Linked DNA regions of Mus musculus: region 1 is linked to region 2. The links are chromatin loops, found by intact Hi-C in ENCODE. Cell type or tissue: gastrocnemius. All regions are shown on one strand.

Region 1 (8,000 bases), 240 kb after region 2:
GTCCTGCACATCTCTGCAATCTTATTCTTTATCTCACTGATTATTTCCCAGCTGGAGACCATGGATACTCAGAAGCTAACATCCTGGTCCTGTGTCTATGTTTAGATAAAACAAAGTATGAGAGAGAAGCCATTACTCTTGATATAAGCCCTACTGGCTTGAAACGTTAATCTTTCTAATTTCATAACACCCAAAAGTTACACCCAAGGTGCAAGATAAAGGTGATTTGCTATTATAAAGTAAGTGTCAGGGTATATTTTGTTCATGCTGGTATGTTTGTGTGTGTCTGTGTGCATGTCTGCGTGTCTTTGTAGCTGTGTGTGTGCTCACACATACATGTGCACCCACTCTTGTGTGTGAGCAGGTATGCACATTTGTGTGGGTATGCATCTTCATATAGAAAAAGCCAGAGTACATTGGTATTATTACTTAGGAGACATCTAATTTGAATTTTGGACAAGGTCTTTCGGTAGCCTGGAGCCCAATACAAGTACTTACAGTCATGGCTTACCATCATGTTTTTTTATTTGGGTACTGGGGTTTGAACACATCTCCTCATGCTTAGATAGCAAGCCATTTACTAAAAGATATCTCTCTCAAATCTGACAGCTGTTATTAGTTTGTACAACATGTATCCCCAAGATGCCACTAGAGAGACTTATTAGCCATATATTAAATCTTTAGGTGTGGGTTTGGATAAAATTATTCTAGAAACTTGATGGAAATCACAAAGCATAAAATATAGCTTGGAAGAATATTTCCAGGGTATGAACCAAATATATTCTTTTTTTTATATCAACCTATTCTTTTTAAAGTCAACATAGCTAAACTGTTAGGTGTAGAAGGGTGCAGATATAGAAAAAGGCTAACCAGGAAGTTAAGTGGAGGTCAGAGTTCAGGAACTCTGAATGTCATGGGACTAGACAGACTGTTCAGCCCAGTGCTACATACTGTCGCCTTTGGAAGAACAGCGACAGGAGCAAGCCAGGGAAGATGGGTAGACTGTTTATCTCACTCTTCCACAAGAGCGGTAAGGATAAATGCACTTTCCAGAATTTTGAATGCTTTTATCTTCTGTAGAAAAAGCAATTACGTTCTCAAAAGTGTACTGCCAAGAATAAACAATAACTAAACACAAGCCCCGTTGCATCAAGAGACAGCATGTCAGTAGATCACTACCTAGCTCCCGCTGCTGTTTTATAGCAGCCTTGGGGGGACTTGGAAGAGAGGGGTCTCCAAGCAGACTCGAGTCTGAAAAAAATCAGACACAGTATCTAATTTTCCCAAACAAACCCACTCCTCTCAAATTTCCGTAAAGCTATGCAATACACAGGCAGCTAATTCTTGGTCTGGTCTTATCTCTTTAGTTGCAACTATGTTTCTTAAAGAGATACAGCCCTGCTTCAGCCATCACCCTGCCTTCCTAGCATTAAGGATGGTAACCGGGAAGCAGCGGCTGGAGGTTTAGTGCATTTGGAAGCAAATATTTCTGTCAGGATTTCTTTTTATTTATTTAGGTTTTTTGTTTGTTTTTGTTTTTGTTTTAATGCTTACAAATGAGTCAGAGGGAGACAGAGCTAAAAGCCCTGCTTTCAGCCACTTCTTTGCCTCAACAGAGATTGACTGTGACTGCTGTGAGTGATGCCTTTTCCACTTACCAAAGCCAATTCCGTGGATGGTGCATAAATTATCAGGGAAATTATAGCATCAACCGTATCACTTATTGTCTTTCGTGTGTAGGCACCGTGTTCGTTACTTGGTGGCTTGAAAATTTAGCAAAAGGTGTGAATAGTTTCTTTAACATAAAAAAAAAAAGTTTAGTTTTTCTAAAAGAAAAATGGAGGTTTTCAACAGGAAAATAGGTGCTAAGTGAAGGAATGATATTATACCCAAAAGCAGAGGCCTTCTAAACCATCAAGGTCTGACTTCTGTAGCCAAGGACTGTAAGGTGTGTGATAACTATTCCTGTCAGCTCCTACCAATAAATCTCTCTACAGCCAGAAAGTGATGAGCAGCTAGGGAGGAGGCTGTGAGGCACCAATCAGGGGCTGGGCCGTGTTCAGCATCTGTAAAACCAACACAGGGGTAGCTCCTGCTTAGCATTTTCAGAGTAACTAAGTTGAAGTTAAAAGATACAAAACCGATAGAATCAAGTCGACAACAGCATACAACACTATTTTTTTTGTATTCATTAATTTACATCATTTTGTGAATTTGATAAGTGTGTTATGTGTGCATGCAAATTCATGTGTACAGTGTTGTAACGGTGTTATGGCGTGTGTCTGGAGACCAGAGGACAACCCTGGATGTTTGTCCTCACTGTTAACCTTGTTTAAACAGGGTCTCTTGTTCACTGCTGTATATGTCGGGCTAGTGGGCCTGTAACTGTAGAAAATTCTCCTGTCTCTGACTTCTATCTGGCCTGAGGTTGCAAATGTATACATACTATCATGCCTGACTTTAAATAGCTTCCGGAATTTGAACTCAGGTCCTCACACAGATGCAGAAAGCATGTCCTCACTGACCCATTATCCCCTTAGCTCTACACTGTTAGTGTTTAAAAGCACATGCCCTGCCTACGTGGCAACCTCTCATCTCAAAACCTTAGCAGATATAGAGCCTTGGTATCTCAGCAGACAGAAAGTAATGCTTTCAACTAGTTAAAAAGATGAGAATGCAACTCACCAGAGAGTCCCAGGAAGACTCAGGCAGAGGCAGCATCTGCAGAAAGCTCATGGACAAATAGCCCCAAGAACAGGAAAGTACAGCCCTCTGTTCACAAGATGAAAGAGCTCCCCTTGCTGTGAGCATTGAACATTTTCAGGCAAAATTGCCTCGAAGGATGGAAGGATGTGGGTTTAAAACTCCACGTGGACTACAGGAAAGGAGTCGAGGAAAAGAGTGATAATAACATATCACATGTGTGCTGCCTCTATGCACCAATGTTCTCATTTGTCTCAGGGAATTTGTGCTTGGGGAAAGTTATTTAACAGGGCAGGACCCTACATCGGTTAATAATCAAAGCGAGGCATCCCCAGACATGCCCACAGGACAGTGTGAGGTAGATAATTCCTCAACTGAGGGTTTCCTCTCAGCAGCTCTAGTCCTCAACAAGTCAACATGTAAAGCTAACAAGGACAGTGAGATACATGTAAATAGATGATATAGATATAGGCACAGGTACAGGTACAGGTACAGGTACAGGTACAGATACAGATACAGATACGGATACGGATACAGATACAGATATAGATATGGATAGCTGTGGTCATCTCCTTGGACCAGGAACACCAGCATTAGTAACAGCAGGAGACTATGAGGCATCCAAATGATTGGGACTCTGAGCAGACCATCCAAGTCAGAATCCCTAGGACTGTGTTTTAACAGACGGATGAGTTGATTCATAGTAATAGATAAAAATAAAGGAAATGGAGAGAGATAGACACAGGGGTGGTCATCAGTTAGGAGCACATATTGCTCTTGCAAAAGACCCAGATTCAACCCCAGCAGCAACATCAGGAGGCTCGCAACCACCTATGTATTTACAACTTCAACTCTAGGGTTGGTATCTGACCTAAGCATACCTACATTACACACACACACACACACACACACACACACATTATTAAAAATAAAAATGTAGTCAGGCATAGTGATGCACACCTTTAATCTCAGCCCTTGAGTGACAGGGATAGGCAGATCTCTGTAAGTTCAAATCCAGACTAGCAAGATCTACATAGCGCATGCTCAGCCAATCAGTGATGCACAGTAAGACCTAGTCCCAAACAAACAAAACAAGGACAACACCTCGATAAAAGTAAAATGGAGATGAAGTAATCTTAGAGAGAGGGCTTTGGAAGCATGCCTTTAAGGGAAGAAAACAAAAGGGGAAAGGATCAACTAAAGGCCATATACAAATCAAAGCATCATTACATTCCAAATGACTGTAACCACACACAAGGAGTTAAAGGTAACAATGTTCTGCTCATCCAGGAAGTCGCAGCACAGAACTTTCAAGGTCATCTGAATGCTATAGTGATGTTTTCAAAACCTATGTTATTATGATATTCAGGAGATAAGCTGTTTATAAGAAAATATTGCTAAGGAGTTTCTGATAAGAGTCCTAGATTCAGAAGTGTTTTGTTTCCTAGTCTACCTTTGTTAGGTTCATTGATTGTGTCCCTGTGACTTCCTGAAGTGCAGTGCTCTTCCTGGAGGGATACCCACACCGTTCATCCCGTGTAACTTCGCTCAGGTACTTGTATTCAGGTTTGGAACATCTGATATGGAGCCAAACAGCTGTCATAGCTGCAGGCTTTTGCAGCCACCCACTGCATGTGGGACCAGATGCCAAGCTCCTCACAGGGCAACGTGGGTTCCATCTGTCCTGCTCTGGGTGGCAGACACTAATTAGCTATGGTCTGGCCTCCCTCTAGTGCAAAAGCAAAGTTGACTGCGTTGCCCTTCGCATAGAGAGGATCCTCCACCGTTCTTTGGGTGATGAAGTCTATATGATTAAAACCTTCTGGAGTTTATAAAAAAATTAAAAATAGAGCTACAATATGACCCAGTATACCACCCTTGGCAGGGACCCAAAGAACACCATACCTCACCACAGAGATTCTTGGATATCTGTGTTCAATCACAGTGTCAAGGAAATTAAACCAGCCAAAGTGTCCATCAACAGACACATAGATAGTGGAAATGTATATGTACATGATTAAATTGTACTCAGCCTTGAGTAAAATGAAATGTGTAGGGAGATGAGCTGGTCTGAGGAGTATAGTGAGTGGGGCCATCTAAGCCCTAAAAGACAAATACTGCATGCTCTCTCACGAGAGAATCTCAGTCTGTACACAGGCATGAACACAACTGGGGGTAAATGTGCTTCAAGCCCGAAGAACTAGAAAAGAAGCCAAGAAAAAGTAACATGAAACCCCAAGGAAGGAGGTGGGGACAAAAGGTTACATGTGACTTTAAACTGGAAAAGAGGCCAGAGCGAGGATGAGGATGAGAGAGCAGATGACTGGAGGAAGAGGGGGAGGAAAATGTGGAGAGGGAGGGGCAGAAGAGAGGAGGTACTGGAGAGGAGGGAGAGGAGGGGAGGGGGAGAAAAGAGGAGAGGAGGGAAGAGGGAGGGGGAGAGTAGAGGAAGGGAGGGGCAGGAGGGAGAGGAGAAGATGGGGAGGAGGGAAAGGAGAGGAGGGGAGGGGGAGGAGGAAGAGAAGAGGAGGGGAGGAAGGAGAGGAGGGGAGGGGGAGATGAGAGAAAAGGAGGGGGAGGGGAGGGGAGAGGAGGAAAGGGGAGGGCAAGGAGGGAGGGAAGAGGAGAGGAGGGAGGGGAGGAGGGGGAGGGGGAGGAGAAGGGGGAGGAGAAGGGGGAGGAGAAGGGGGAGGAGGAGGGTGAGGAGGAAGGTGAGGAGGAGGGGGAGGATGATCTCCTAAGACACACTTTGTTTGACTCTGCCATGCTGATATCTAAAGCTTTTGACCACTAACTTTAAAAATTAATTTAATTAAAAAATATTCCCAGCATTGTTCAGTAGTGATGATGGCCGAGCATTGCGTACAATGACCAGGATTATGGTGTGATTCCTGACATCTAAGCTGAGCAACTCTGGCAATGCCCAGGGAGAAGGAAGCCCAGGCCCTAAGCTTCTTTGCCTTTTTTGTTTTCTATTTAATATTTTTTTTACCAGAATTGAGTTATTCAGCCATATAGAATCACAAAATAATAAGGACTAGAAGAACTGTTGGCTGAAGCTTGGCAGAGAAAGGGAAACTTCTCCCTCCTTGCTGACTGCCATTTTCCCAGCAGGAGCTGGTTGAGATGGGGTCAGCTTCCCCAGCACACCCACTCTTGAGCTCACTCCTGCATTATTAGGCTCTTGTCAGTCAAGGAAATCAAGGCAGAGCAAAGAAACTACCTGTCACTGAGTAAAATCCCGCCTTGGGACTCATTCCAAGGGCCATGAATTTCACCGGTTTTATCCAGTGGCTCACACCCCAAGCTCCTTTGCTTCCCTCTAGGCTGTCCTTTTAAATTAACCTAATAAAATGGAGCTCGTGTGTGCTGTCTTATTTGTCTTCCCTGGGAGAGTCTTTAGCAACCGAAACCATAAATCTCAGTGATTCTGTCGGAAGAAAGAGAATGCTTTAAATAACGCCTCAAGACACTTATCCAATTCAAGTCCTATTAAGTTCCTTTGTTTACAACTGAGCACGTATATATGAAAGCAGTAGCTGAAAATCGTGTTTATTAGATATAGAGGTCACCAACCAAAATGGGAAATATTACAGCCCAGTTCCCTCGCATGATTAACCTCTTTTGGGAGGTCTATCAATTCCCCCCAATGAGCTTTCAAAGCCACTTAATCAACTTGATCATCAGTTAAAGTCATGAGTCTCATTGACTTCTGTGGTGTCGTGTTCGTAAAGTACAATACAAGTGCATGCAAGAGTCTGCGAATTCATTCACCCGCAACAAAAGACTAGACTCTCTAGGTGTGGTGGCGCACACCTTTAATCCCAGCACTCGGGAGGCAGAGGCAGGTGGATTTCTGAGTTTGAGGCCAGCCTGGTCTACAGAGTGAGTTCCAGGACAGCAAGGGCTATACAGAGAAACCCTGTCTGGAAAAACCAAAAAAAAAAAAAAAAAAAAAAAAGACTAGACTCTGGAGCTGGAGAGATGGCTCAGGGGGTGGGAGTTAAAGAACATGAGCTGCTCTTCTTGAAGAACTGATTTTCCCGGTTCCCAGAACCTACATCAGTTGGTTCACAATCACCTGTGACTCTGGCTCCAGGGAATCTGAGTCTCTGAATCCCTTGGGCACCTACATACACACTCGTAGTACAGGTGTTGAATTCCCAGTACCACACAAAGCCTGGTGGCCATGGCAGGCCACCTACAATCCAGTTCTCACAGCCTGAGCTGGGGTCTCCCAGGTAAGCTGTCTAGCTGGAGTAACCAAACCTGGGAGGCTCAGATTCAATGAGATGCCCCTTCTCTGTAAAGTGAAGAGCAATTGAAGAGGGCACCCAGCATTAACATGTGGCCTCCACATGCCTCTATATGGACATGAGTGGGCACACACACACACACACATGCACACATACATGTAAACTCTTACACTTGAACATGCATGCATACTGCATACACTTACATGCATAAAGAGAGCAAGAGAGGTAGAGTGTATTTGGCAGCCACAGAAGCATCAGATCTCGCAGGGAGCTTATGTCCCACACACCCATGTCTCCCTCCTTTCCCACTCATAGGACGTCTGTCGCTTGCCAGGAACAGTGCCACTATTTTATTATTTTCCCTCATAGTTCTTACCTATGTCTTGTTGTTGTTTGAGTCAGGAGGAAACCTAGGGCTTCATGCATGCACTTGGCAAGTACGCTACCATCGGGATGCCTTTCCACTTCCCCTTTTCTTGTTAATATCTATCTATCTATCTATCTATCTATCTATCTATCTATCTATCTATCTAACTATCTATCTATCTATCTATCATCTATCTATCTATCTATCTATCTATCTATCTATCTATCTATCTATCTATCTATCTATCTATCTAATGTAGGGGTTATACAAACCAGTCCTGAACACATTCTGTAGCCCAGGCAGGCTTTGAACTTGTGATCCTCCCGCCTCAGACTTCAAAGCAGCTGGCATTACGTACAGGCTGGTACCACCAGGCCAAGCTTTCTAAATTCTATATCTTTTTCAGTCTATATTAAAGGCAATAACATACCTTTGGCCTATTTTTTTAAGATGTGTATTTATATGAATTTATCCTGTGATGGCAAATTTTGTATGACAGGTGACTAGAATAAGGATAGCAGAGAGATGGCATGGCATTATGTATGTGTGGCGGTTGGTATGGGCCCATAGACTCATATGTTTGAATGCTTGGCCCATAAGTAACTGCACTATTGGGAGGTGTGACCTTGTTGGAGGAAGTATGTCACTGTGGAGGTGGGCTCTAAGGTCTCATA
Region 2 (8,000 bases):
TACTGACCCCATACAAGAGTTCCCCACAAGTTAGTGGAGGACTATAAGTCAGTGTAAACCGGTCTGCTTGCGTCTGAATTCAGCACTTTTTCTATTCTTTTTGCAAATACAGCTCTTTGTCATGAATTCCACGCAGCCCAGCTGCCCAGCCAAGGAACCGATTTCATTTACAGCTCTTATCTGGAACCTCCAGTAGGTGATTAAATGGCAGAAGGAAAAGAAGATAAGTGCCTGTGGGCTCATCAATACAGACCACACCAAATGAGATTCAAACATTTGTAGCTTTGGTTTTTATCCCCACCCTACTCCATCCCTCCATCCCTCCATTGTACATGGTTGTCCACAGTCGACAGATGTCCTCTGTGATGCTCTTATGCACGGGATTCTTAACTGAGCTCTAAACAACAGAAATAGAAGATCACTATCCTGGGAAGACAAAGGAAATCCTAACAGCACAGAGCTAGCTATGTGAGGTCTTGGGTGCAGTTGAGCTTAGCTTGAGTTGAGGAAGTTGTAGTGCTCATACACGTGCATAGAACACAGAAATGATCTCCTGACTTATTCAGAAAAGAGAAAGGGCTGCCTGATCTGACTCTACCTGATACCTACAATTCCACTGGGCTCAGGATGCATGTCCATTATAAGCTATCCCTTACTCCGTCTCACATTCTCTCTCTCTCTCTCTCTCTCTCTCCCTCTCTCTCTCTCTCTCTCTCTCCCCGTGTGTGTGTATGTGTGTGTGTGTGTGTGTGTGTGTGTGTGTGTGTGTGTGTGTGTGTATGCCTACATAGATATTCATGTGGGTGTGGGCATATTTGTTCAGGTGCTCAGACATGTGTATGTAGATGCATAGGGAGGCCAGAGTCTGATGTCATATCTTCCTCCACTGCCTTCTGTCATACTTGTTGCAACAAGTGTCTCTCACTGAACCTGGAGCTCATGAATTTGGATAGACTGACCGATCACTAAGCTCCAGAAGTCTGCCTGTCTCCACTTCCCCAGCTCTGGGTTAATGGCTACATCAGTACCCCGCTTTCCTACAGCTACATCTAGCTTTTGCATGAGTGTTCAGGATCTGAACGCATGTCCTCATGCTTGCATCTTACCAACGGAGTCACCTCCCAAGGCCACACCTTCCAAACAGTACCCACTGGGAACCAAGGCCAAGTCTATGGGGAACATGTCATTCAAACCAGCTCTCATAGCAACCTTGTAGACACCCTTGTAGGTTGTAATCACAATGCATTACTCAGGTGTCTGTGGGGACACTGGTGTAGACAAACCCACTGTATAGCAAGCGATATGAAAAAGCAGTATATATAATTGTGTAAAGTAGATAGTACCTGGTAATAATAATAAATGACTATGTTACTGGTTTATGCATTTGTTATACGATAATTTTGTGATTGTAGAGTGTATGTTCTCTACTTAAAAAATAAAATAAAATCTTTCTATAATACAATCTGCCCTGTTAGCAAGCTCACACATGTTATGTTTCTGAGTTCTCTTAGTGGGCCACATTTCAGGAGTGTCTAACCATTTGGTACTATGATAATGTTGTCAGCTACAAGTGTGTTGGGTGGCATTTATTTCATCGAATACAGCTTGGCCACAAGTTACCCTACATCATGTAGATTTGTGTAAATAAAGTCTATGGACATTCATACTATGGAGAAATCATCCAATGGTGGTTGGTTCAGAATTTCTTCTCCTCACTACAGGTGTGCAGGGAGACCGCACAGCTGCCTCTTGGAGAGTCTGTTGTGGAATTCTTCAGATTGGGGGAGGGGGAGTGTTTCATGACAGGGTTTCTCTGTGTAGTCCTTGCTGTCCTGGAACTCACTCTGTAGACCAGCCTGGTCTCAGAGATCTACCTGCCTCTACCTCCCAAATGCTGGAATGTGGAATGTGCCATCACTTCCTGGCTAGACATTTTTTTTTTAATATGAAGAAAACTTTCTGTTTATAAAGGAGACTCACACACATACTATTTTTTAGATAGTGAACACTACATTGGGTGATGTGATTTGTAAATTTAGAATTTTTAAAGGTGGATTTGTGTTGCTGTTGCCAAGCCAAATGAAAATTTAAAAGGCAGAGGATGCTGTTAAGACTGCTCATCAAATCAGGCACTGAGAAGTAGAGCTTCCCTGTGCTAGCTAAGCTATGTGCCCTTCCCAGATGCCAATGCTGTGGTTCCTTAGAAAACACGGATTTACGACCACAGCTGGGAGTCCACCCACTGTAAGGCATGACACATTCAGATGGTGGACAATCTCACCTTCCAGGTAGTGTGCTCAACTGCTATACATATGCAACATTTTCAAGCAGCATAAACAAGCCGAAAGGACAGATGGTACAAATAATGAAACTGAAGTATAGAAAAAGATTGTTTACCAAGACATTTTATGTGAGTGTGGGTGTATGTGCATGTGTGCATTCTTCAGAGAGAGGGGGGGTGCTCATGAGTATTTGAGTACATATGTGATGTATGTACGTAGTATGTGTGCTTTGTACAAGTGTGTGACTGTGTGTGATTTATGCACATGTGTATATGATATGTAGACATGCGAGTGTGATGAATGCATATGAGCGTGTCTATGATGTATGCACATGAGTGTGTGGATACACGTGTGTGTGCAGTCCAGAGCAGGCTGTCCCCTCTAGTCCTCTACTGCTCCTACTGTCTGTCTTGCTACTTTGAGACAGGGTCTCCCAACGAACTTGGAGCTTATCATTTGTTCTCGGCTGACTGGCCAGGAAGCTCTTGGGGCCACACCTGTCTCTTTGCCAAAGCCAGAGGCACCAGCATTCAGTCATGCCTAAGCCATGTGTGGATGCATAAAATTCCAACCCAAGTCCTCATCCTGGCAAAGAAAGCACTCTTACCCACTGAGCTACCTTCCTGCTCCTGAGATATTTCACTTAGTAAAAGTTGTGTAGACATAGGGAGACAGACCTTCACATTGTTTTAGCAACAGGAAATGTGGGATAGGGGTACTTGAGTTCAAATGCAGGTGCTGCCACTCGCAGCCCTGAGGACTCCTGGTCACAATCCTCTAAACTTTCATAATCATTTTTATGAAAATGGAATATCCTCCTCAAAGCATTGATGGGAAGAATAAGTGCAATCTACATTTAAAATCTTAGTATCCAGCAGACTGCATAGGTGTTCTGTGCTAGTATTTTACAACTAAGCACCACCCAGAGTAACATAAGACTTCCAAAAGAGAAAAAAAATGATGGAGAAGTAGGATAATTAATCATAGCATGTTAGCATGTAGCTGCAACCACGTTTCAGGGTGTCAAGCTGATTAGTATGCATTTGGAAACTTACTCTCCTTCAGTCAACCAATCCCTACTAATCATGGTGATTGAAATTTGCACGTTTCAATAATTTCAATCTTCACAAAGTCAATCACAGCCATCATTTCTCATGATGTGCATAGGAACACATAAAATAGGCGGACATATCCAGACCCACTTAAAGACAGGGTTCCGCCAGGGATGAGCCTGAGCCTGCGCTCGTGGTATTTAGGGCACTGGGCCTGTCAGGATGACACTGAATTTTCAGTGCTTACACACACACACACACACACACACACACACACACACACACACACACACACACACACGTATGTGTGGGTGCTTTCCTAAAAGTGTGTTGTCTAAAAGTCAGCCTCAAAATACCACATGCTATAGTTGATCCATGGTGATGGATAATGCACTGAAATTAATGTGAAGATGGTCATTTAAAAAAAAGCAAAACCAAAAACAAATGCAAACGTTTGAAAGAATCATGTTCATATCACTCCAAAAACTGAGAACATCTGGTGCATCAGCTTCCAGAGTCCACGAGGGGGCGCCATTGTCCACCGTATCTGATCTAGCCCCCTAAATCTTGACTACTACTGCTTAAAAACTGTCTCAGAATGTAGTCAACCTTGGGGCTTTCCCCCTAGGTAATTCTGCTTTAAGGAGGGCATCTTCAAGATCTAAACGTTGTTAAACATGTTTGATCGGTGTAAGTCGTGTTGCTTTAGGAATCAGTTTTACTTACAATTCATTTAACAACTCATATTTTAAACGTTTTTAATGTGTGTGTGTATGTATGTATGTGTGAGGAGGGATGAATGTGTGATTATGTGTATATACATTCGTGTGGAGGCCAGAGATTGGTGTTGGACACATTCCTCTCTCCACCTTATTTATTTATTTATTTATTTATTTATTTATTTATTTATTTATTTATTTTGTGGACGCTGATTGGCTACGCTGGCTGGGCATGGAGCTAGGAACATCTATGTCATGTTTTGTTGTGTTTCCCTGTCCCTAAGCCCCAGTTCTTGGGTTATAAATGGGTTATAAATCCCACACATGGCCTTTATGTGGTGGCAAGGTTCGGAACCCTGGCACTCAGGCTTTGGGAGCAGACATTTTACCACTAAGACATCTCCCCAGCCCCTGCCTTTAAAAACTTTTAAAGAGATAAAATTGTGTATACTTATGGTGTACAACATAGTGTGTGTGTGTGTGTGTGTGTGTGTGTGTGTGTGTGTGATGGGTAAATACGCTTAGCTTAGTTTATAGACATTCTATTCTGTGTGGTAAGAACACTTAAACCATGTTCTCCAATCAATTTTCCAACATATAATAATTTCTTATTAACTCTAGTCCCCAAGTGGTACAACAGACCTGTTTAGTTGCTTTCAAAGGTGCCAGGGCAAAATACCTGATTAAGGCACCGGACGGGAGCCAGAGGATCCACTTTGGCTCCTTGCTGCAGGTATGTCTGAGCTGCAGCCTGTGGGCTGCATGCAGCCTGACAGCAATAACCATGGCCTGACACAACCGTAGATGACAGCACCCTGGATGCCCCTGGCAGGCGGCACAGTCTGTTACGGCAAGGAAGGCATGAGGCATGACATGGGAGTGGTTTATGTCTGTGGCAAAAAGACCTTGTTCACATCCAGGGATATCAAGATACTGAAACGTCCTGTGTCTACGGTTAATTTTAGGACCCCGGCCCATTACGCTGTAGCGCCCACAACCTTCCCTCCCTGGGCCCCGGAAACACCCTCAGACACAACCAGAGGTGTGTTGCCTAGGCGGTATCAAATCCAGTCAGGCAGACAATGAAGAGTAACTGTTATAAGACCATATATGAGTTCGTTCTCTGTCGTTGTGGTCAAATATCAGCTTAGAGAAGGAAGTGTTTGTTTTGGCTTACAGTCCACAGTCCACCACAGTGGGGAAGCATGATGGCTGATGGCGGGCAGGGAGGAAAATGTGTATCAGGCATGGTGGCACAAGCAGGGAGCTGAGAGATCACACTATTTATTTATTTATTTATTTATTTATTTATTTATTTAAAATTATTTTTTACACTCCATATTCCATTCCCCAACACACACCCCCCATCCACCCTCTGACTGCTCTACATGCTATACGTCCTCCTCACCCTGTCTCCATGTGGATGCCCCCACCCCACACACCACCTGATCTCTAAACTCCCTGGGGCTTCCAGTCTCTTGAGGGTTAGGTGCATCATCTCTGAATGAACACAGACCCAGCAGTCCTCTACTGTATGTGTGTTGGGGGTCTCATATCAGCTGCTGTATGCTGTCTGTTTGGTGGTCCAGTGTTTGAGAGATCTCCAGGGTTCAGATTCATTGAGACTGCTGGTCCTCCTACAGGATCGCCTCCTCCTCAGCTCCTTTCTGCCTTACCTAATTCAACAACAGGGGTCAGTTGCTTCTGTCCACTGGCTGGGTGCAAATATCTGCATTTGACTCTTTCATCTGTTTGTTGGGTCTTTCAGAAGGCAGTCATGATAGTTCCCTTTTTGTGAGCACTCCATAGTCTCAGTAATAGTGTCAGGCCTTGGGACCTCCCCTTGAGCTGGATCCCACTTTGGGCCTGTAGCTGGACCTTCTTTTCTTTAGTCTCCTCTCCATTTCCATCCTTGTAATTCTTTCAGACAGGAACAATTATGAGTCAGAGCTGTGACTGTGGGATGGCAACCCCACCCCTCACTTGATGCCCTGTCTTCCTGCTGGAGGTGGGCTCTATAAGTTCCCTCTTCCTACTGGGAGAGGCATTTCATCTAAGGTCCCACTCTTTGAGTCCTGAGAGTCTCTCACCTCCCAGGTCTCTGGTGCATTCTGCAGGGTTCCCCCAACCTCCTATTTCCTGAGGTTGCCTGTTTCCATTCTTTCTGCTGGCCCTCAGGGCTTCAGTTCTTTTCCCTCACCCAATACCAGACCAGGCTCACCTCTTCCCTCCACTCCTTACCTACCCCTGTCCACTTTCTCTCCAGGTCCCTACCTCCCTCCCCACTTGTGATTGCTTTCTTTTCCCTCCCAACACATTTTAAAACACAAACATGAAGCAGAGAGCTGTAAGTAGGTCCATAGGTTGAGACTATGAACTCTCAAAGCCTTTACCAAATGATGTACTTCCACCAAGACTGTGCTACTTCGGCTGACATCGCCCCCTACTGGCAATCAAGAGTTCAAACCTGAGCCTATGGGGAACACTTCTCATCCAAGCCGTCACAGACTGCTTGAACTGCTGCCTCCCACCTGAAGCTTTGTATCATTTCACCAACGCGTCCTCACGGGAACCCCTTCCCCAGGGGCTGACAGCCACGATTACATTCTCTGTTCCGGACATTTTGTGTTTTACAGTCTACACAGAAGCGAGTGCATATAAAACAGGGTTTCGGAGCCTGGTTTAATACACTTAGAGCAATGTCTTCCAGGTTCAACTATGTAGTTCGAAATGACAAATTTTTTTTTAATTTAAAAAACCAATGAGTTCGAGGCCAGCCGGGTCTACAAAGTGAGTTCCAGGACAGCCAGAGCTATACGGAGAAACCCTGTCTCGAAAAACGAAAGAACCAAAAAACCAAAAAAAAAAAAAGCCAAAACAAAACAAAACAAAACAAAACAAAACAAAACAAAAAACCCAAACCAAACCAAAAACAACCCAAAACTAATAAGGCTGCATTTGTTTGAACACAATGAATTTGCTTTATCCATTCACCTCTTGGTAGAAACATAGGAGAATTCTTGATCTTGTCTATTATGAACAATGCTGTAATACAACATGGAAGTGAATATATATATATTCTTGGTAGACCTTAAAAGATATCTATTCACTCCAGCTAGCTATCAAAATATCTATTTGATGACAGACCAAAGAATTGTTACCCCCAAGTCTAGGTCAATGGGCCTGTGAGTTTCCTGGGGTTACTTACAGGAGTGTGGGTGAAGGGTAATTTACAAAGGTATGGATGACTCTGTAACAACCCCATGACATAAAAGCCCATGCCAGCATGGGTGATGATTTATGGAAGCTCTCCTTAGCTCCATGCTCAATTTGTAGTCAGCTCCACAGGAGAATCTCTGTTCCTCCAAATCACTACGGATGATGCAGCTCTGCTGAGAAGCCTTGTGGACCTTGATACTCTCTGAGCTTCCCAAACCATGGCTTTACATGTTTGCTTAGCCTCTGGCGCCTCACACACCTTTCTCCTACCCACAGAAGGCAGCATATCAATGTAGAGGAAATAGCTAAGCAACCACCTACCAAACGGATTGTGTTACATACATCTATCTATCTATCTATCTATCTATCTATCTATCTATCTATCTATCTATCTAGAAACTTTATTTATATTGTTTTTATTGGATATTTTATTTATTTACATTTAAAATGTTATCCCCTTTCCTGGTTTCCCCTCCAGAAACCCCTATCCTGTCCTCCCTGCCCCTGCTCTGTGAAGGTGTTCCTTCAACCACCCACCCACTCCTGCCACCCTGCCCTGGCATTCCCCTACACTGGGACATGGAGCCTTCACAGGACCAACGGCTGCTTCTCCCATTGTACTGCTTCTCACAGCGGCTGTGCTAATTTCCATCCCTGTCAACGGTGCACACAGGCTCCTTGCTTTCCACATTCTCCACTCCGTCTATCTCCTATGACTTTGGGAAGAT

What was found. Peaks named below come from ENCODE experiments on the same cell type or tissue, not always from the same donor. Only the 100,000 strongest peaks of a DNase experiment are listed, where the experiment ranks them.
Region 1: a loop joins it to region 2, with 4 times the contacts of the local background. A loop is called at or near these places in 27 of 42 quality-filtered maps.

The regions. Positions count from the first base shown.
Region 1 is chr17:43,884,498-43,892,497 of GRCm38, reverse strand. The region is part of intron 2 of Rcan2 (regulator of calcineurin 2); the gene reads right to left. Among named protein-coding and RNA genes, the nearest start is that of Rcan2, 87 kb to the right of the region's middle. In gastrocnemius, no CTCF peak of the experiment used is centred here; a DNase peak (open chromatin) is centred at 4,402.
Region 2 is chr17:44,126,502-44,134,501 of GRCm38, reverse strand. No RefSeq gene overlaps it. Among named protein-coding and RNA genes, the nearest start is that of Enpp4, 25 kb to the right of the region's middle. In gastrocnemius, CTCF peaks have their summits at 3,856 (motif pointing right) and 6,507 (motif pointing left); DNase peaks (open chromatin) are centred at 3,869 and 4,915.